Regions from separate parts of the Mus musculus genome. Here region 2 is linked to region 1. A link is a loop called in an ENCODE intact Hi-C map of the cell type or tissue named here. Cell type or tissue: left cerebral cortex. All regions are shown on one strand. Each heading gives the region's core, and the rest is flanking DNA. Links, peaks and the distances in the headings are about the cores only.

Region 1 (11,336 bases), core at 1,395-9,394:
CTGCTGCTCTGTCTTGTGTAGCTGGCTGGGTCTGGGGCAGCCACTCACTCTCGGTTGAGTACCTCACTAGTGTGGCCCCAAAATGAAAAGTTTGCAGATGTTGGATGTAAGGTCATTGTAATAACTTTAACCTGAGAGCCTAAGAGAATTCTTTGCTGATTTTAATTAGGGAAGAAATTAACTCTTAATTTGAAAACTTCAATCTTTTAGTCAGGGATAAATTAGGAAGGAAGCAAAACAGAAGGCAGGCCCGGTAGAAAATGGAGATGTGTTAATAGTTCAGGGAGAAGGGCCGGAGGATGGACAGAGATGAAGGACTTGAGGAATTTGCCCGTTTGGAGTGAGCAGCTGTCTTGTGGCGCTGTGGTAGAGAGGTGTCTGCTTCCATCTAGAAGAGATGCTTAATTAGGAAGCTGTGGAAACTGACAAGTGCTTGGAGAAGTCCAGCTTGTCTGTTCTGTTCTCAGAGAACTGGCTTTTAAACCATCTAGATAGGTTAATTAAATCTGCTTAGAGAATAGCTTTGGTTCTGAGACATGGAATCGCTAACAATGAAAGTGATATTTTGCAGAGGGATTTGGCATTAAGAACTACATTATAGGATAGGCCGAACGTTTGCCTATAAAATCTGATGACTTTGATAATCTTTCTGGTGGTGACACACTAGGCTGGCATTTTTCCTAGACCCTAAAGACCTGCTTTTGCTAAAATTACAGCATATTATTGTGTCACAGTCTTATATTTTAAATTCATAATTTGTGCATGTGTTGACTTAGGTGAAACCTGGAATGCTTGCTAGTCATTATTTGATCAAATTATGTTGTTGTTTGTTTTTGGATCTGTTCTGCCACGAACTTACAGCCCCAACCCTGAGACCCACAGTAGAATATTTTAAACATTGTATCGCTATTTTTATTGATATAATATAAACATCAGTTTGGTAAGTTGTTTTCTGATTTTGGGAAATCTTTCCTGAGATCAGCAGTGTGAGGATACAGTGTATAATAAATACCAAAGGATGTCTTGTAGTCTGTTACTTTTCCTCTGACTTTGTTTTAGTAGAATATAAGACCTCTTTTAATGAGAGATTTACTTGTTTTGTTGTCTTGAGTCTGTTTCACATTCTCAGACTACATCGGGTGGATGAGTGTCTTGACTTCCTAGTGGAAGTTCTCAGAGGAAAATGCAGTTCACATGGCTGTGAACACACAGAAGAAGCCGGTCTGTCTGCTGTTGGTTTGATGCATGGCATTTATTGCAAGGGTTTGGCTTTCAGTTTGGTCTCCAGGCTTCATTTGAGGTCACATTTCAGAGTTAAATACATTTAGTTTGTTTTGAGTCTTAGGAGATGTTCTTGGTTTCTTTCAGTAATGTGGTTGTGAAAATTATGGAAATTATGAAGGAGTCGGTGTGTATTCCGATTTCCTGATTACTTAGCCATAAGTGGAAGTTCCTCTCCTTAATGCTATCATTTTCCTAGTATCATAACTGGAAAGCTTTTTATACATCTTAATGTTTAGTGCTTTCTCAGATTTTCCATACAGAGATAACATGCTTGTGAGTAGAGGCTCGTCCACAAACTCAGATGTCTGGGCTCTTTTCTTACATTCCTTTCTCATCATTTGAAGTGTAGTAACTTAATTTATGTCCTCAAGACAACGTAGTTGGCTTTCACTTTTGTTTTGCTTCTCTGTGCTCCTGCCTCAGCCTGTGCTGGAAACATGGAGTTATTCAATCCTGATGAATTAATGATTAAGTCCTTGATTTAAAGCAGAAAGCGTTCTCTCATATTTGTGCATGGCCTCCCTGGCTGCCTCCCCTCCTTAGTGTCCCCTCAGCTGTCCTGTTTGTCTTCAATGTTACCCGCCCCTCCAGCCCACCACTCTCCTGACCCTTTTCTCTGATTTCAGCTAACGGCCAGGTCGCTGCCTGCTGTGCAGTCCGATGAACGACTTCAGCCTCTGCTCAACCACCTCAGGTAACAAAGGCAAAGCCTTGGCACACTTTTCAGTGCTAAACTACCTCAGTGTCTAAACATTGCTTTTTATTTGCTTGAATTCTGTAAGTCAACTTGAATACTTGGCTATCCTTGGCTAATTCAATAAGAATATGTAAACTATTTGTTTACACATTTATACTATTTATAGATTTATACTACACACACAGTGCATATGTATATCTATGTGTGTGTCTATAAATAAATAAATAAACAAACAAATAGAACTATTTATACATTTATACCATCTCCTGACTATTTGATCTCAGGTATTAAAGTATAAATGATTGTGACTCTTTTATTTGCTCCGAGTCATTCTCTCTACATTTTTATTTAGCCTACTTATATTTACAAGACTTACATAGTCAAAAATACTGTTTCTCTTTACAGTTTCTAAGTTTTAAGTTTTTAAAGATTTATTTATTTTATGAGTATTCTGCATGTCTATATGTGTGGGCACCATGTTCTAGCTTTGTGGGAAGAGGTCAACTGGAACTGGCTTGTGAGCCTTCTTGTTGTTTCGGGAACTGACCCCTGGTCCTGTGCAAAAGCAGCCAGTGTTCTTACCCACCGTACCATCTCTGTCCCCAAGCTTCCCTTTCTCCCTTGTCACTCAGAAATTTTATATTCAGGCATTATTGTTTTTCATCTTTTCCACTGCTTCTTTTCCTTTCCTTTGCTCCCCTGGGGTCAGGGACTTTCATTTTTCCATGTAATTGATTTTGTGGGGCAAGGCTGTGAGGTGTGGTTAAGGCTAGTATTCCTGGTGTCTACTAGCATTCATCCTATATACATATGCTTCACCTCCTAGAGCTGCACTCACAGGTCAAGAAACCCAGACCTCAAGTTTGAGTATGTTGTTCAATCTTCACTCTCTGACCCTTCTAAGTCTTTTGATTTTTATCTTCAAAGTATCTCTCTTACTTCACTAGCTTGTTATCCATTTTCCTTAACTCATGCTTTTCCCTCTGATGTAGTTCACACTCCTGCCAGATGTGATTATGTTCTTGGCTTTAGCTGCTCTCTGTCTGTTGCCCTCCACCCCCTTCATTCTGCTTAAAGCCTGAGCCTGGTGCCTACTCTGGAATTCCTGCTGGTAAGAACTATAACTGGAGAATGGTTGTGTGTCCTTTAGGTCAGGTGTCATGTTCTGTGGTCATGTAGTTCCTTCTTTTCGGCCTGACCCAGACAGAGGCAGTTTCCTGCTATTGCAGGATTTGATGCTGTTATTGTCCTCCCACTGCCCGTAGCCAGGGTTATATCCCACACCTACTAGGTGCCATGTGATCTGCAGAGTGAAGTGCAACATATGCCTACAGATGTCTCTGATATCTTTTGTTTTCCTTCTGAATGAAATTCTTATATTTTATAAATCAGTTTGCCCTAAAATTTTGCTGGTTCCACACGTAAGTAAAAGAGGTTGCTTCTTAGCTCTAGTGGATACTTGATTCTGTGCAATCATGACAGATTCGCTTCCTTCCATCTCAGTATGGTAATTGTCACCTAGAATTTAGATTAACTACCGATGTCTCTTTGAGTCCTTGAAACTTGAACAAACTGTACATTTGTTTAGGGCTTTCATTCTCCATGGAGTTCATTCAAGACTGGTTGCTAGGCAACTAGGCCTGGATGTTGCTTTTTTATTGTTATTAAACCAAATGGCTTCTCATTTTATTACTGTGTCAGAGGCATCTGTAGGTAGGGTGGCAGCTGGTGTGCATAGCTTGGCACCTCCTGTTCTACAGAGTAACCCTAGGGGATGTGCCTTTCAAGCATGTTGGATTGTCTCTTGGCTGTCAAGTATGATGTTTTTCTTTGATCTTTCCTTTTTTAAGGCCAAAGTGGCAAAGAACTGGGCTAAGGACGTAGCTCAGTGGGTAGAGTGCTTTTTATAGTGAGCATGAAACCTTGAGGTCGATCTCTCTAGCATGACATCAGCAGGGTTTGGCAACATATGCTCTTGGGAGATAGAGGCATGATGATTACAACTTCAAGGTCATTCTCCACTGTGTAGAGAGCTATAGGCAGGTCTAGGATGCATGGGACTTGAGGGAGAGGGAGAGGGAGAGGGAGAGAGAGGGAGGATGCTGATCACGTGACTTGAGAGAGTCTAATGGCAATCTTGTTAGGAAAAAATAATTATTGAGTTGCATGAACTATATAACTTGTGTGACTTGGAGGGTGTTATTGGAATCATTATTTGTCCTAATGTTGGTGCCTCTAATGATGAAAGAGAAAAGATGAATAGCATTTGAATAGCATTTTAATTAAATTTCTCAATAAATCTCATTTGGGAGATTATTCTGATACCTATAAAAGTCAAAGGAACAGTAGAGAGAAATTGCCGAATTATTTTACAGAATCTCGTCACTCAGAATTAGTGCAATACTTTTGCTAACCTGGTAATGTAGGCCATTTTGTTATAAGATATTACTGAGACTGAAGATGTAGCATATCCATATTTTTTCATTGAATTTAGCTCTCTTATTAAAAGTTAAACACAGAAAACCATTTGCCTGAGTATCGTGTAGAAGTAAGTTTATTTTCACATTAACAGTACTCAGTAGTTATTGAGTGCCCACTATGTGTCAATTGAGTGCCCACTATGTGCTGATGAGGTAAGGTACAGTTTGTTATCAGAGAATTTACAGGTTTGGCTTCATCCAAGAGATCACTGTGTTAGCGGGTTACAAACCTTTGCTAATCTTTTGGTTAGAACAGGATAGCAGGCACACAGCTTTATTAATTAACCTGCTTACCCATGTGATGTCTTCCTTAAATGATGGTATCAAGGCTCACTTGCTTTACATTTGTTCTTTCTAACTCAGTAGTGACTCAAATTGGCTGCTCAAATCAGAGGAAGCCTTAATCCTACTTGCAGAGTCTTTAACTCCAGGGTAGAGGAGGAGACTAAGGTTGCTGGTGAATTAGTAATTTCAGACAATTTAGGTTTCAAATGATTGCAAGGAATATGTAAAGGATGTGAGTAGCTAGGTACAATGTGAGGGTGGTTTTAATGTGGGCAGTGTTTGCTGGTCACTCTCTAGGTGATGGCTACAGTCAGGGAAATGGCTGAACTTACCAAAGAGAGATGAGAGAGGAAATAAATGTCTTGAATCCACAGCATATCAGAGTTTTAACCATATGGGCAGCAGGGCGTGGGAGTGGGGGTGGGGTGGGAGATGAGTCAGAAGAGAAACTGGTAGAAATACCATGGAGAGATTTTCCCTAAGGCCTAGCCAGAACACACTGAGAGGACATTGTTTCAACGATGCCAAAGGAAAGCATGGAGTATTGTCACACACCACCGGGAAGTTAGGTAAGAGGTGTACAATGCTGACTGAATGTAGCCCTCGGACTTAGCCACAGTGTTATAATAATGGTACAGCTGGAAGTCTGTGTCCTACCAAGGAATAAATAAGAAATGAGGCCGTGGGGACCGGACATGCAGGCTTCTCTTAGGCTTCACCCTAAGGCAGGGAAGCAAGAAGGGTACAGTCATGGGCTTCTAGGTTGAAGGAAGTTCTAGTTTTTCTGTTAAACGTGCAGGGGTTTCTGATCATCAGTAGACGTTTCCTTCCCTCTTCTCTCAGTCCCTCCCTCCACCCCTCCTCCCTTTCTCCTCAGAGAAGGGCACAGCTCCCATGGATAGCAACTGGCCTTGGCTTATTAAGTTGCAGTAAGACTAGGCACATCTTCTCCTATTGGGGCTAGATAGAGACAGCCTGTGTTAGGAGTAGAGGAACACACGTTTATGGGTGAGGGAAGAGGTCTGTGGGACCTAGAGGGAGCATAGCTAAGGGAGTCAGGCAGGAGAGGGTACAGAGGAAGAGAACCAAGGACTCACAGGGGTTGGCACTGATCTTCATAGTATGTGAGCTCCTGTTGAGAAGATCCCACAGGGATAGCAGGCAGATGTGTGTCTGTAAAAGGGGGTAGAACTTTAGAGAAAGTGCTCCTCATGAAAGCTTAGTTTCTTTAAAATGAACACTACAGCCCACCCCTCTCCTCAGAAGATGGTCCTTTGTAGCCCCAGGGACTTGGGAGATCAAGACAACCGGTGACTTGAACCCTGGAGTTCCAGGCCGTGAGGCTTAACACAGCAAAACCCCTTTTAGAAAAAGATGATGAATGAATATTTCATAAGATACTTCTTGTTAAAAATTTTTGTTAGGAATATTCTTCAATTAGGAAAGTTATCTGATTTTGAGTTGCTGAGAAGCCAAACAGAACAACCAAAGAAACTCCCCCCCCCCCCATGATTCCAGACTAGGAGAGAGAGTTTGTATGGATACCTTCTGTTTTTCTTAAACCAGGCATCGTTAGCTGTCCGTGTAAGCTCATTGTCGCCCCTGTGGCTCTCCCCCTGCATTTTCTAGGCATGGTTATTTAGCGTACTGGTTTATTTTTGAGCCGTACAAAGATCTTTGGTTATGTTCCCATGAACCTAGGCATTTACTGTAAAGGAGAATCTTTTACTCCCTAACCCTGGTACACATGAAATACTATTTATAAAGTAGTATAATTTTTAAGAAAACATGTATTTGTTTATTTATGTATATGTGTAAAACAACTTGCAAGAGCTGGTTCTCTCCTCCTGTCAGTGGCCCTGAGGACCAAACCCAGGTTAGCAATGGTGGCAAGCACCTTTACCCACTGCCCCAGCTGCCAGCCCCTCAGGCTCCAAGGGTGTATAATAAAAAGTATTATTTCCACTTACTACCTCACTCAGAATTTAAAGTATGAAAGCATGAGGTTAGAGAGGAAAACTTGGATACCAGTTTTCCATACAGTAATTTGCCAGAGATTTTATCCCTTAAATATACTGTAGTGCCTCCTCATCATGTGTGTACCTCTCTTGCACCGTCCACTTGAAGATAGGAATGGTGCGTGTGGGGATATGTTACCAATCACCTTTCTTGTTATTCTTTTTTTTTTTATTTTTTTATTAGGTATTTTCCTCATTTACATTTCCAATGCTATACCAAAAGTCCCCCCCCCCCCCCAGTCCCCTACCCACCCACTCCTCCTTTTTGGCCCTGGCGTTCCCCTGTACTGGGGCATATAAAGTTTGCAAGTCCAATGGGCCTCTCTTTCCACTGATGGCTGACTAGGCCATCTTTTGATACTTTCTTGTTATTCTTATTTAATGTCTTGCCCCTTATTGAAGAATAAATAGCTTTTAAACCATGGTTGTTATACTTTTTCTCCTAATTCTATTATCCTGTTTCAGCTTGAGTGAATTAAAACTTAAATAGTGCTAATACAACCTAGCAGCCACGGGACAGTTCTGTGCAGAGGATTAACTTGTACAGCATCCTGAATCTGTAAGGTAGTCTTACTGATCTTACAGCATTGCTTACACTAATGAAGCACCTTGCTTCCTCTCTATTGCAGTGTCACATTCTTATAGTTGCTTGTATAGAATTCCTGTTCCCACTGCAGTGCATTTGCTTACATGCACGTGTTTCTGTTCAGGCCTCTTAAGAATGTGGTATCACTAATCCCATGTCAGACATCAGACAGGCAGCCTCTGGAGAAAGCTTCTCCTGGTAGGCACAGTGATAAACTGAAGTGTTTTCTCTTTGAATAAACTCTCATTTTCAAATCAGAACATTGCCTTGGTATTCATGTGTCAGTTGTGGTAGAAATGAAAGTAAATGTTAGCAAATGGTTTGTAGACTGGGGCTCCCACCAGTCAGAGGCCGCAGTGAAAGCCGGATTAATCACAGGCGGCAGCTGTCGCCAGCTCTGTCTCATTCCCAGTTTCGTGAACTATGTATTTTCTTTCATTCATGCAGCAACACAGCTTGTAGTTCCCTGATTATTGCAAAGCTCTGTGCAGTAAATTCATAAGATTATTATATTTAAGGTTATTCAGGGTCATTATAAACAAAATAAATTAGGATATATAATTTTAAATTTATAAGCTTAGAATTATATTTTTTCATACCTGTATCAATAATGACCATATCTTCTTAAGGATATATTTGCTAAACATTGGATTTAGAGTTTTTAGATATGGTTCCTTAACTCCAATCTATTTACAAACCAACATTTTTGAACACACACATGTCTATGTATATCTTACTAAGTAGAGAAAAGGCAAGTCTCAGGAGAGGTAGCGTATGCACATGGATTAGTTTAGGAATTTAAGGCTGGCTTAGCAGTCTTACCAGTGTGTACTACTCTTCAAGAAGACGAGCGTTTCATGTCCAGGACTCATATCTACCTGTAGCTCCAGCTTCCACACACACACACACACACACACGTGAGAAAGAGAATGGGAGAAATGAACTCTTCTCCCCAGCGCAGCCATTGCTGACTCTGTTGTAACCCTATGGGTATTTGCATGTAATTATAAAGCAGCTACATTTTGAAACAGTTCTTTCACCTACGTCATAATAATGTGACAAAGTAGAAGTTGATTTTCACAACTCTAGTGTTGAATGCCTGCACATTGTTCGGTGGAGAGCAGGCAGCTCTGTCTTTTGCTTAGCTCCTCTGTGTGTGTATGAGGAGGGAGTTGAGATTCTGTGTGATGAGGGAATTTGCTTTGGAGGAGAAACGCACTAACACTCCTATGCTGGACTTTCTCTCTAACATTGATTGGCCTCTAGATAAGTTAAAAAAAAATCAATTTTCATCTGCTGGGTCAATCCAAAGCTCTTTCCAAGTACAGAGGGCTGAGGATAGGGGCACTGGCTTTCTGAAAAGACCCAAGGATGCACTGTAGCATCTACTGTAAGACATTGGCAACTGCACAGGAGTTTTGCACAGTTGAACTTTCTGGGAAGATGGCTGTACTGATGATTCCAGCAACCAATAGTCATGCAGCTACCTTATGCTCATCACATACATATGCCCAGAGGTGATGGATCACAAAGCTTAAAACACTATCTATCAATGGTGGAATCCACTTCAGGGTTAGTAATTGAATGTACTGTTAGGGGTTGGCAGAAACTCAGGAGATGGGAGAAGCTAGCTGGAAGAAGTATGTCACTAGGAGGATGCGCCAGGATGCTATATTTTATCTTAGGCATGCACCTACCCCCTCTCTTTCCCTCTCTTTTTCTCTTGGTGTGTGTGTGTGTGTTTCCTGGACACCACAAAGAGAATAACCTCACCTATCACATACTTCTGGCTCTGTGACATTCTGCTTTACCTTAGACCCAAGCAATGGAGTCAGCCTACTCTTCTGAAACCATGACCCAAAATAAATATCTCCCTCCTTAAGGTAATCGTTGGAAGTATTGTTACAGTGGAAAGATGACTTACATGGGTAAGCTCGTAAAAGCTTCTCTTCCAGGGTGTGGTAAGACATTTGGGTAACTGAAGGTTATGAGTCATAAAGGGAGGGTAGGTTCTTTACTTGGTGTGGCTTTTGTCTCTTTGTGTTTTCCAATGGTCTTAGGAGACCCTTGTGAAAGGGTCCGTGCCTCCCAGCTGAGCAGTTTATCTGTGCAGGAGTATAGCAGAGACTGCACAGAGGAGGGACAGTTGACTAGGACCTCCTGCTTCAGCCAAGTGCTAAGATGACACCACCCCTGGCTCCAGAGTTCTTCATGGCAGCTGAAGGTGTGGATGAGAATGGCCTTCATATATGCTTGCATGTATAGTCTCCAGTTGATAAATGGTTTTGGAAGGATTAGCAGGTGTAGCCTGTGGGTGTAGATGTTTTCGTATCAGAGGAGGCATGTTTATGGGGGTGGGCTTTGTCACTTCTGACAGTCATGTTGCCCATGGATGAGGGTATAAAGCTCTCAGTGACTGCTCCAACACCATGCCTGCCTGCTTCCTGCCGTGATAACAGTGGACTAAACCTCTACAACGGTGGGCAAGCCCCCACCTCAACGTGTTCTCCTTTATGAGTGCCTTGCTCGTGGCCTGTCTTAATCCCAAGAGGACAGGAGCTAAAACAGCAACACTACCTGCCCAGTCATTTTCAGTTATTTACCTGGGTGGTAATAGTCTAGAGTGTAGTCTCTATGAGAGTAAAGAATTGGCACATCTTGTTTACCTTTGTTTCTCTGTTACTTAAACAATGACCGTCATAGTAAGATACTAGTGGCCATGAGAATCTAGTGCATGGGTGAATGAATGCATGAATGAATGATACAAGCTCTACACTTTTGCAATTCGTTCACTTTTTCAAAGTTGCTAAATACTGAGTTTGAATGAGATCGTAGTTTGTTGATGGTATTCTGAGTGTCAAACCCAGAGCCTCTCTCGTGATAATGAAGAATCTACTCTAGTCCTGAGGTGACAATTAGGCCCATAGTCACAGAGCTTTTAGTCATTTCCATTTCAACTCTTTACCTTCTCAGGTAGGAGTTTTGTCTTTGTGACTTAACAGATTGTCCATGTACACAGGACTTTCCATTCCTGTGTGACTCTGAAACTTACTGAATCTCACAGACTAATATTTAAGTAGCAAAGCTGTTAGGATTTAATGCCTGAAACAGAACTCAGACATGATGAGCCTTCAGTGACTGTTTCAGGATTAAAGGAAAATGCGTTATGTGATTCTTTGAGCTGTGACTTTTAGTAAAAATCTCACTAGCTGTCTCCACACCTATTGCCTGGCCACCCCACCCCTGCTAATGTTGAATAATTGAAAAGCCTACCCAGTTTCCCCAAGCACAGAATCCTTGCTATCTGTGAACGAATGTGGTGGTGGTGGGGTTGTCTTAGAACTCCATGAACAGGATTCTAGCTCAGAAGCTTTCTGTACTCTGCACGCTATTTGTAAGGGGCCGAGAGTCAGCCAACAATTATCATGTTGATTGTTGCTGGGACCTGCATCACTTAGGGATTGATTGCCCTAGCTGTGGTGATGGGAGTGAAGAAATGGCAGACATAGTTCAGAAGAGCTAGGATTGGGTGGGGATGGGCTCTGATGGAGACCGGCAGTGGCAGGCAGAAATCCTGTGTTTATTATGTACAGTGTCCAGGAGAAGGGTTGGCTGGTCTGAGCAAGCGTCTCTGTAGGGATTGATCTCACGGGGAGGATGGTTTTGTCACAGTGGTTTTAGCAGAAGGTCAGCCTTTAGCCAACATTGTACTCAAGCAGGGGACAATTTTGCTGTTCTCTAGCTTTACCTGCAGAGGGCTTTGCTATCCCCTGGGCCTGAGGCATTGGAGTCTTTGACACGGCCATTCTCACGTCAGCAGCACATCCACTTAGGACTTCATCTCTTCTCCATAAAGTTTGCAGGAAGTTCATCCTTCTAGCCTTTATTCTTCCAGCCTCTTCTTCCTCACTACTGCCCCAGCAGGCACCCTTTCTTAGTCTTAGGGATCCTGAACCACTGCCAAGCAGCCTGTCCTAGACCATCAT
Region 2 (11,336 bases), core at 1,571-9,570, 69 kb after region 1:
TTTCTCTTAAATTTTGAAAGACTTTAAGTTGTTTGTGTAGTCCTCTATGGAAAACTAGATTAAGCTACACATGATTTCTTAATTCTTCTTAAAATTGATCCTGTTCCTAATGAGAGCTCCAGGCAACTTTGTTTTAACAGGATGCGTTTCTCATCTGAAATGAAAATAGCATCTGACAGCACTCCCTGATTGCCTCAGAGTACTCTGTCTCTTGGAATTCTCCTTGGCTCACTTTTTCCTCCGCGAATTTGGTTTTAAACTTCCTCTGCTCCATCTCCTTTATTCTAAACTTGTCAGTTTTTCTTGCTAGAAAACAAACAATAACAACAACAAAAACCCAATATCGTCTTTGCTTTCATCAGATCTATAAAGTTAAACCAATTTTTTGTTCATCTCCAATATGCTATGCTGTGGTTAGGAAGGCTCTTTTAAAATAGATGTGTGAGTGATTTCAAATCAAAATATTTTTGTTACAGAAGGGTCTCTTTTGTAAGATGAGTGATGGCAGATATAGCTGTGTTCATAATCTGAATTTAACTAAAAACAAACAACAACAAACCCTGGAATTTTCAATTAAGTCTGCATTTCTTACCTTCTGTCTTACTTTTTTCACTTTAGTTTTACATGTGAAGCCACATGTGCTGGGGAGCTTTACCCAACAACTTGACATAAGCTAGTCTTGCGTGGGAAGAGTCTTAGTCATGGGTTATCTGCATCAGGCTGCTTGGTGGGGGTTACCTTGTTCGTTCATTGATGTCAGAAGACCTAGCCAGTTGTGGACTGCACCAGTCTCTTGTTTTAATTTTCCATGAAAGGAACATAAACATACCACATGGTTCAGTTTTATCTCTGAATTAACTTCATTTTCAGGTAATTTATGGCATCAGATATTAAATTTGTGTTTGAAGTCTTTGAAATGACTGTTGATATATGTTAGTCTCCTGCTGTTGTTATCTGTAATTAGTTGCAGGTTCATTGTTACACAGCTATAAAAATGGCCGTGGGAAAGCATTGGGATGTAAGCTCAAAGTGCTCGTGTCACAAAATTTGTGATTTCATTTTTTTATTTATTGTCATTCATTTTCAATGTATTTATTTTTCATTTTTCTCTAATTAAGGAAAACGTGTCATGGAGGTAGACAGAGTCCTGGGTTCTGTGACAGTTTGACATTTACACAGATTTTTTTTTTTCAGATGAATGTTAATTGAAGGTGATATAAAATTTGGTTTAAGACAGTTGGAAGAAAACAGTCCTTTAACAAAGTCTTGCTGCTACATGATGCCCCTTTTACAACTGTGATTTTCTTGTGTTCTGTCAACTATAAAGTGAGATTCCATGGAGGGAATACCAGGACTTCCGGGCTGTGCTCATTTCCGTTGTGGCAGGAAGGTTAGCCTTTTGAAAGCAGGTACAAATGAACCTTTCTCCGGAGTTCTTTTCCCTTCATCTGAGGTTATCTCTTAATCCCAGCATTTTTCTGCGCTTGCTAAATGGCTCAAATATATATTTTATTTATTTGGGTGTGCCAGAGGCAAAAGACAGGGTGGTGTTGCTAATAGATGCTCAGAATAGGCTCTTTACTCTCATGTAACTTCATTACAGAATAGGGAAGTTGACTGAAGGTAAGCCATTGCCTCTCTATGCTGGTCTAGAGCAACTTAGCTCAGTTTTCCTGTTGGATTCACGGCAGTATTAGTGCTGTGTCTGTGTAAATAGAGGATGTGAAAATAAGTCTGAAGAGTGTATTTGATTGCTTTATGACTCCATAATCAGATTACTAGATTCATAGTTACAGGTTTGTTTTTTTTTTAAAGACCTTGCAATATGAAATGCTGACAGTAAGCATCAAAGTCAAAATACCAGATTCTATTCTCATCTTGTCAAATCAATGTTATTAAAAGCCACGGGTGGCAGGTCAGAAAGCTCACTCGCTATCACTTGCCATCTGTGTTTTAATGCTGAGCTGCACCACTTCTGGATAATCTCAGCATCATTGTGCTGTCTGGGCTGCAGGAGCACAGCACGCTACGTGATTATTTATTGAGTTTCTTCTTTGGAATGGAGATTATGAGAAGGCCAACAGCTGTGGCCGCAGTGGCTTAGAAGAAACTTAACATGTTTTGTCTCTTCTCTCCCTCTCCCTCTCCCTCTCCCTCTCCCTCTCCCTCTCCCTCTCCCTCTCCCTCTCCCTCTCCCTCTCCCTCTCCCTCTCCCTCTCCCTCTCCCTCTCCCTCTCCCCTCCCCCTCCCCCTCCCCCTCCCCCTCCCCTCTCCTCTTCTTCTCTTTTCTTTCTTCCTTTTTTTTTCCCCATTCATTCTAGATTTTGGATTTGGTAAAGGGGAATCATTACCAAGTAGCCTGTCAGAAGTACTTCGAGATGACACATAATGTAAGTAAATTGTTTAACTTTATAGATTGGTTGTATGTGGCTTGTTGCTCTGTGTTTTGTTTGGTGCTTTTATCATGGCATGGTGTTACTTAAAAGGTTTATAAAAGGGCCAAACAACTAAGATGGACCATACCAGAAAACCAGAAATACTATGTGGAAGATGTGTCATAAGACGACCTGACCACACTAGAGCTGTACCCACCGCTCCACATCTAGGTTCAAGGTTGTTAAGGTTTTTTGTGAAGAGACAGATTGGAAAACCTTTAGGCTTTATGATGTCTATCACAACTAGTCAACTGTGCCACAACATTGCAAAAGCTATCATAGAAAATACATGTCATAGCTGAGAACATATAGAAGTTTGTCCTTAACAGCAGTTTTCAGTCTGTGGGTCATGACCCCTGTGGGGTTGAATAACCCTTTCACAGGGGTTGCCAAAGACAATTGAAACACACAGTTATTTATGCTTCATAACAGTAGCAAAATTATAAAGTAGCAATGAAAATAATTTTATGGTTGGAGGCCACCACAACATGAGGAACTGGATTAACAGGTCTTGGCATTAGGAAGGTTAAGAACCACTGATCTATAAAGAGGGCCAGAGCTGACTCAGAGGTCTTAGTCTGCCAAGTCTTCAACACGGTTAGATCTGGAACCTTAGCTATTCCTGTCCAGAAGAACCAATGGCACTCTTCTCAAAGAAAGTCTGATATATTGTGGCTGCTGCTTAATAGTCATCTGGTCTGCTTCCCTGGTCTCCTGTGTTTGTACGTACAACCATGTAGCTGCAAAGGAGTCAAGAAACAGGATGATGATCTTGCCTGCCTCCTTAGTACTGAAAGTCCTGAGGGTAATGTAGATGAGCACTGAGCGCTTCTGGCGGACACAGTGGGGCTTGAAATCTGGAAAGCAAGAAGCACAGGCTCGAGAGGCCTGCAAGTGGTACACCGGAGAATGTATGCCCTGCTACAGCATTCACGTGGACAAAATCCACAGCTCTATGCAAGCCAACAGGAAACATGTCTAGCACAAATTCAGCCCGCTGGGTCCCTCATTCACAGCCGATAATTTGGACATGGATTCCACATGGATTCCAAACCCAGGACACACATCTAAGTGTACCGTAGGCTTTGGAGGTCCATGCACCTCCTGAAATAGCTTGTCACTGAATCCTGATGTGCACTGTTGTGGATAGTGGTGTCCTGAGCCCTTCCCTGCCCCCAGAAAGGTGCTGTTTTTGTTGAGCCCATTATCAGATACTGTGCTAGATTTTATATTCATGTTTTCTATTAAGCTGTCAAAAGATTTTTAAAAAAATTCTCTTATATAAATTGCTGAATTTATAAGTGTTCATAGGAAAATTGTCTTATCAATAAATGATAAATAATATGAGTCTACGTTTGTGGAACCCTTAATCCATACTACGCATATCACTAAGTTCTTTGAGCCCTCCAGCCAGGCACTAATGTAACACATTGATGAACACAGCATAGAGAAGCAGAACAGCCCAGGGAAGTTCTTGTTGGAATGGAACATGGATTTGAACCTGTGCTATCTAAGTCAGTAAAGGTCTGATTGCCTTGCCATGCTCTATTTCTGATACTAGAGTTGAAGGAAATCTGGAGGTTATTCCTGACAGGAAAATGCTAAACACTGAGGCACATTCAAGGTTAGCAGATCTAACTCATATACTATGGCTTATGTATGGGAAACTGTGATTCCAAATGACTCACTCCACCTGTCTCCATTGACCAAAGGAACAGGTAGAGCTAGAGATTGGCCCGCTGTGAATCCTATCTTCTACATCTAATAGGAAAATATTACCTTTGGTGAAAACACCGTATTTTTATAAAATTTGAAGTATTTATTGTAAGCAATAACAAGGTTTCTTTAGCTTGATCATGACAGGACCCACATAGCATCCCGTGTCTGGGCTTCTCAGCACCAGCCTTGAATACCTGCTCAGCGAGCACTTCTGGGGTGGTCCCGGGTCAGCACCAGCCTTGAATGCCCTGCTCAGTGAGCACTTCTGGGGTGGTCCCGGGTCAGCACCAGCCTTGAATGCCCTGCTCAGCGAGCACTTCTGGGGTGGTCCCGGGTCAGCACCAACCTTGAATGCACTGCTCCCTGAGCATCTGTGTGGCAGGTCCTGGGAAGATGGGAACAAATGTGTATTTACCTAAACAGGGACCAACCACAGACCAAGGTGTAGATACTGTCGAAGTCCAACTTGGTGAACCAGTGAGTTTTATTACACAGGAATATGGGTGAAGGTTACTTACAAAAGCAGAAATTACTCAAAGAACAGCATCATCAAACTCCACCCCAGCATGAATAAAAACTTAGGAAATCTGGAGCATACTGTACAACCTGCAGGCACTCAGCAGTTATGAGTGTCCTTCCCAGGTGACACATTTGCTCTCAGCCTTTTTTAGGTCCCTTGTCTGGTCTTGACTTCCTCTGGTCAGCTTAGCTTACCTGCTTCTTCCAGAAATGTCAGCTTCTCTGAGAGTTTCTGAGCAGTGCTAACAGCCTATCTGTGACTAGAGAGGGAGAGAACCCAGTGAATCTGCAATCTCAGGAATTTCCTGACGCTTATTGAATCATTTACTTCCTGAGTTTAAGGAGCTTCCCTGCAGGGTGGCATAGTTCATCCCTTTTAACATGTGTGTCTCAAGGAGCTTTCCCTTAGAACATCCGGTCGTGTGTCATACCCCCCCCCCCCCACACACACACGCGCGCACTTGCGCGCACACACACACACACACATTTTTGCATCCTTTTTCTCACAGGTTTCCTTCCCAAATGGAATATTTTAACCTCAGAGGAGACTACTTCATGTTAGAACCTAGTGTCTTGCTTAGCTTGCTTAGCTTGAAACTTTTAACTTCATAATATGCTCTCCATCATTTGTGAACCTTTTAAGTAAAAAGCCTCCAAACTTTCAGGTTTGAGATCCTCTTATCTTTAATTTTTAAAAATAAGTTAGGTTTAAGATTGAGTTATACTAAATTATCCCCTCCTTTTCTGTGTTTTGTTTTGTTACTACAGCTTGGACAGGCCTCAGTTGTTATATAGCCCAAGCATGACCTTGAGTTCCTCATCCCCTGCCTCGGCCTTCTGAGCACTGGGGTAATAAGCAAGCGCTGTACTGAGTGAGTCACGGCCCAGCTCACCGAGTTCTTAAACATGGCCAGTGCAACGAGGGCTACTACAATTGCCTGTTTCAAAATCTGCCCTAGTTTACTGAAGATGTGCATCGAAATCCTTTCCGATCTAGAAATAGGGTAGCTTAGACTGTGTGAAAACCAATGAAACAAGGTTGTGGGGATTCTCTAGATCGATTACTATAGATTTTTAAATGCAAATACCTCCATTTATTATCTTTAGAGTATAAAAATAGAATCTTTTTTATTACTCACTTCCTGCCATCCCATCTCCCTCCCCTGTAAACCTCTGGGCTCATTTTCCCCAGGTCTCTGTGATGAAATTCACTTAAGTGCAAGTTTTGAAAATGAACTCCTTAATTGGTACCATTTGTAGCAGCCCTGTGATAGCTCCATATGGCTCTGTGGTAACACCAGCTGCCTCATTACAAGCTGTCATCTCAAAACCTCTTGATTAAAACCCAGATATCCCATAGGTAGGCAGCATTGCTCCCACTCTTCCCTTCTGCGTTTGCCGGGGCACACATACGAGACCCATTAATGTGGAGGTCATTGTGTGGAATATGTTGATTCCTCCAGTGGCTGTCAAAAGCTGACCTCATGAAAGCTGTCTGCCTCAGTGGTTTTCGGTTTTGTATTTCATGTGCAATGGTGTTTTGCTGACATGCGTGTCTGTGTGAGGGTCTCTGAAACTGGAGTTGTGGATGGTTGTGAGGTGCCATGGTGGGTGCTGGGAATTGAACCCGAGTCCTCTGGAAGAGCAGCCTGTGCTCTTACCACTGAACTGTCTCTCCAGCTCCCAAGGAGTGGTATTCAAGACAGTTGCATGTTGCTGCCTCATGTCATTTGCATTCCTGTAAGCTTTGTAAGTGGAAACATCAGGCCTTATATAGGTTAATCTCTGAATCTTAACTTAAATTGGCTTCTTTAGAGATTGATCCCTTTGAATATTGACTGGAGGTATATTTTCCAAACTGTAGAGCTCAGCTTCTTCACCATCATATAAATTGCTACAAAAGTCTTGTGAAAACCTATCACGTTTTCTTAAAGCCACACCACCATCTCCCATTTAGAACCCCATCGTAGCTTCCTAAGACATTTCTCAGAGTCTACACATGCCTCATTCCATTTCTTCCTTCTTCACACAGCAGGGAGTGATATTTACACTAATGGAATTTGATTATTTCATTAACCTGCTTTAAAGACCTCTCTGTGGATTTCCATTTCTCTGAAGATGAAATTTGAAGTTTATAATGGGTTTTATTAAACACTGTCCTGGTTCTTACTAGTTCTGTGGACCCTCCAGGTTAATCAGTTACATGCTTTATATCTGAGACCACTTCCTCCAAAGGCCCATGTACAGCCCACAGTAGGGCCTTTAGGGGTGGGATCTAGTGGAAGGAAGTTAGGTCATGGAGATGATGTGCTGGGATGTTGGCCATTGCTCTCCACGCTCCCATTGTATGATCTACTGCCTCAGTGCAGGCAGCATCGGACAAGGGACCATGTATAGAAATCCCAGAACTCTGAGCAGCAATAACCTTTCCCCCTTTACAGATGGTTTGAGTATTTTATCACAGCAACACAAGGTGCATAAAGATGAAAAGGCACCACAGTGTGTCTCTCTCCTGATACCAAAACATAATTCAGAATCATCTACAAAGAAACCATCACCATCTGTAGCAGTCGGTGAGGAAGGGGAAGCAGAAGCAGCAGGGGATTTGTGTACGATAGTGATGTGTTTCCACATCATGGCTCAGGGGTTCCCAAGAACGGAGGGAATCAAACAGAGTTGTATCTGTATTTTTTGTTGAGTAATAAAGAAAATGGCAATTGCAAAAAGAGGAATTTGGATAGTGTCCTTTCCACAGGTTGACTTTAAAGAGTGCTTACTATCATTTTGGTGTGATTTCCATTTGTCCCCTTTCCATAACAAGCACACCAAGTTTATTTTTCTGAGCAAGAAAAAAGACTACATGGACCCGTATTCTTCAATACAAAAGGGAGACAGGGTTCACCCAGAAGTGCAGTAGAGTCAGAACATTAATCACACCAACAAGCAGCTTCCAGACCACAGGTTTAGCAAACTGAGTTAGGGCTGTGTGTGGTTGAGAGAGAAAGCCAGAAACACCACCCAGACCATGGCAGCAGCTGGTCTCAAACCCCTGGGCCCTGCTGCAAACGGTTAGTAAAGGTATTAAAGTGGAAATTCATAAAAGTACAGGACTTAAATATATTTAAAGGTAAGTCACTTAACTCTCCTTCCTTTGTCAATCCTGTGATGTAAAAAGCAAGGAGCTGTTGAGTATAGTCTGTGGTTAAATTCAATTCCATCTCTCTTTCATACCTGTAATATGCAAGCAACAGTTTCTAGGTTGGGTTTCTTTAAAGTGGGAAGAAAAGGTGTAACCGTGACTTTTTTCTTCTGGGAACTCTACTGCATTTTAATTGATTTATCTTTCTTGACTCTTAAAACATGTGACTTGGATTCCATAGAACCACAACTCTTAAACTTTATATTCCATTAGTTTACCCCATAACAAGCCAATGTCATAGCACCGTTATTACACCCATTTCACAGATGAGAGAGTGAGGCTTAGAAAGGTTATTGTGAGAGGCAGGCCTGGTGTACAAAGTGAGTTCCAAGACAGCCAGGGCTACACAGAGAAACCCTGTCTCAAAAAACAAAAACAACAAAAACCAAAAACAACAATGAAAGGTTATTGTGTTTTGTCTTGCTCACCATGAATTCTGAGACTTCGGTTTAGTTCCGTTATCATCTGCAGTTATGGCTGTATTGAATACTTTAACAGCTTAAAGGAAAGTGTTGAAAAATCCCTCATATTACAAAAAGAAAGAAAATCCCCCTTATATTACTATTTTGCCAGGTATTAGATGACTTTTGTGAGATTTTTCTTTTGTACAGGCTTTGTAAAAACAATCTTTAATGGGGCCTGGAGAGAGCTCAGTGGTTCAGAGCATTCTGGTGATTCTTGAAGAGACCCAGGTTTGGTCCGCAGCACAACTCTCCGTAACTCCAGTTCTGGGGAATCCGGGATCCTTTTCTGGGGACATTTGCATACATGCAAACAGAACACTTGTGCGAATACATAAAAGAAAGAAAGCTTTTAAAAATAATATTTAAAGCCAAGTTTTATAAAACTTTGCCAGTGTATTTGACTTTGCATAAAGCCTTTTAATATCAGAATATAAGTACTCTAGTCAAAAGGCCTCAGTTCCATATGTTTGTTTAATTCCATCAGTGTGTAGTCCTGTGTATAGTAGGACATTTTCAATGTGTTGTGTGTTGCGCACCCCTCCCCCCATTCTTACCCTCTTGTTAGGCCCTTTGTTCCTTTCAACAGTTTCATGTTTCCTTTCATACCATAAACACATACACGATTTTAATGTGTGTGTAAAGTCTGGGAACCACAAACAAGGGAAAAGAGAATGTTCATCTTTCTCAGACTGCCATAAATTCCTTACTAGGATTATCTCCAGTTTCCATTTTTCTGCAAACAACATAACTTCATTCATGGTGCACACAAATATTCCATTGTATGTATGTACCACGTTTTCTTTTATCCATTCCTTGGTTGCCAGATGGCTAGGCTGGTTCATAACTTACCTATTGTGAATAGGGCTACAGTAAACAGTGATGTACAGATATTTCTAAGATACATTGACCTCGGTAAATACCCATGAGTGGTGTAGCTGGAGATACGTTTTCATTCATATAAATCCAGTTACTAGCTTGATAACTGAGTAAGCTATTTACTCTCTGTAGGCATTAGTTTGCCAGACTATACATTGAGGAGGTTCAGTTTAAAGGAATTGTAGTGTCCTCATGGTCTCTGATTTTCTGTACATAAAATGTGACACTTTGTGATTGAAATGTTTGAACTTCTTATGAAACACATCAGCTCTTTCAGGAGCTAAAGGAAATCAGATATAATAAAGAAGTTCATGAATTATGGTATTGTTAATAAAATTATAAATTTATCATAGAGCATCGAGGAAACACTTAGAAGTTAAGCAGCCTCCTCGTTAAAAAGATAAAGATTGCTTTCTTGGTGATCTGGGTAAAACTATATATATATATATATATATATCTTAGAACTGTCTATAAAGAACCCATCACTTCACACCACAACCTAACTAAAATGCCTGGCCGCCATTTATTTAGCTGCTAAAGCAGCCTGGAGCTCCTCCCCAGGAGGTGCTCTTTTTCTGTCATCCTCTACTGACTGAGGATGAGCAGTCTTAGCTCTTTCTCCCTCCCCGTCCACATTAACGCACCAGACATTCTGTGTAGATCTGATCACACCCACTCCTCCTTAGGGACTCGTACAGTTCCAACTCCCTTAGGCCTAGAGAGTTATGCAAAACAGACCTTGACTTTCCAGGACCTCTGAGGTGTGCTCCCCACCAGTCTGTCTAACCTATCATGGCTTCTATCATGAGCTTTTTACACCAGGCCATGGAAGTAAGGCACTTGCTCCCCAGGCGTCCCCTCCACGGCTTCTGCAGCCTCTGCACCACCTGCCTCCCCCTCCAGGCTTTCGCCTTCTCCCTCTCCCTCTCTGTCTACCCAGCCCCAGCTCAAACCCTTGCTCACAAAACCTTCTCCCCTCCACCTCGCAAGAGTGACAGGCATTTATCTGTGGCTCCTACAATTCCTATTTCTGAAAATGATGTTTCAGCTAGGAATTACAAGGCTGTGGTTTTCTTTAGCTTTAGTTTTAGTCAAGTGCATTCTCATGTTCTGAAAAACTACTGCTTATAACACAGCCATGTATATAATAAGCCATGTGTATAGTAAGATGTGAAGTATATGACTGAATGTTCTGGGCTCAACTCAGTAAATATTCATTAGATACCTGCTATATACAAGTGAGTTCAAGACAAAGAGTTGGGTGTTAAAAGCTGAAACATGGGGCCACAGACCTGTGGTCTCAGCTACTCAGGAAACTAAAACAGGAGAATTACAAATTCAAGGCCAGCAAGGCTCACACAGCCAAAGAATAGATACAAACACTGTCTTTAACAAATAAGTAAATAAATAGTAAGATAAATAAGACATAGTATAATGGTTTCTGGGCTAAAAATAGCAAATGAAAATCCCACATTTATAACCAAGCAAAGCTGGAGCCTAGTGGTGGCTGTTGTCACCTGTAACTGCAGACAGGAATGTTGGGCTTCACTTCAGGTTGTGTGTCACATAGCAGCAGTCCAACCCATTAACTGAGCTGAAGAAAGTGACTTAAGGGTCACATTTTAGGTAGAAGTCTCCGTTATATTATGCCACACACTGAATATAAAAGCCTCCTCAGTTTTCAGGAGTAAATGCTGTATATGTTTGCAATCCTTTCTTTCACCTTGGCTCAAGGACAGTCATACAGATCGTAGCTCCATCCTTGGGCAAGATCCTTCTCAGTTGTGTTACCTAAAAACCCTGAAGACCATTGGTACTTTAGCTGAGTGCATGGAGTAGAATGTGGTTATGTCACCTGGCACACAGTGGGTGGGCAGTAAACATGGAGTAGAATGTGGTTATGTCACCTGGCACACAGTAGGTGGGCAGTAAAAACTTGCTGATAATAAGATGTTTTTGTTCATCATTGGTAAATTTTAGGATCAAAATCAGAATAATACTGCTTGCCCCTCCATTCTTTTGATTGCTAAAGGCACAGAGTAATGAGAAGAAATACGAGCTAATCCTCAAGGTTCAGTGTTTGAGGAAGAGAAATAGCATAAGCTCTTAGGTTCCCACTAGGTT

The links. A loop is a pair of places that touch in the nucleus more often than their neighbours do. Peaks named below come from ENCODE experiments on the same cell type or tissue, not always from the same donor. Only the 100,000 strongest peaks of a DNase experiment are listed, where the experiment ranks them.
Region 2: a loop joins it to region 1, with 2.5 times the contacts of the local background. A loop is called at or near these places in 1 of 42 quality-filtered maps.

What each region holds. Positions count from the first base shown.
Region 1 is chr1:33,523,938-33,535,273 of GRCm38, reverse strand. Prim2 (DNA primase, p58 subunit) reads left to right here. Exons shown (of 14, transcript NM_008922.2): 8 at 1,911-1,978. Among named protein-coding and RNA genes, the nearest start is that of Gm23453, 110 kb to the right of the region's middle. In left cerebral cortex, for the core only: no CTCF peak of the experiment used is centred there; DNase peaks (open chromatin) are centred at 3,606 and 5,171; H3K27ac peaks cover 702 bases.
Region 2 is chr1:33,455,107-33,466,442 of GRCm38, reverse strand. It overlaps Prim2 (DNA primase, p58 subunit), which reads left to right. Exons shown (of 14, transcript NM_008922.2): 13 at 2,322-2,390. Among named protein-coding and RNA genes, the nearest start is that of Gm23453, 38 kb to the right of the region's middle. In left cerebral cortex, for the core only: no CTCF peak of the experiment used is centred there; a DNase peak (open chromatin) is centred at 5,972.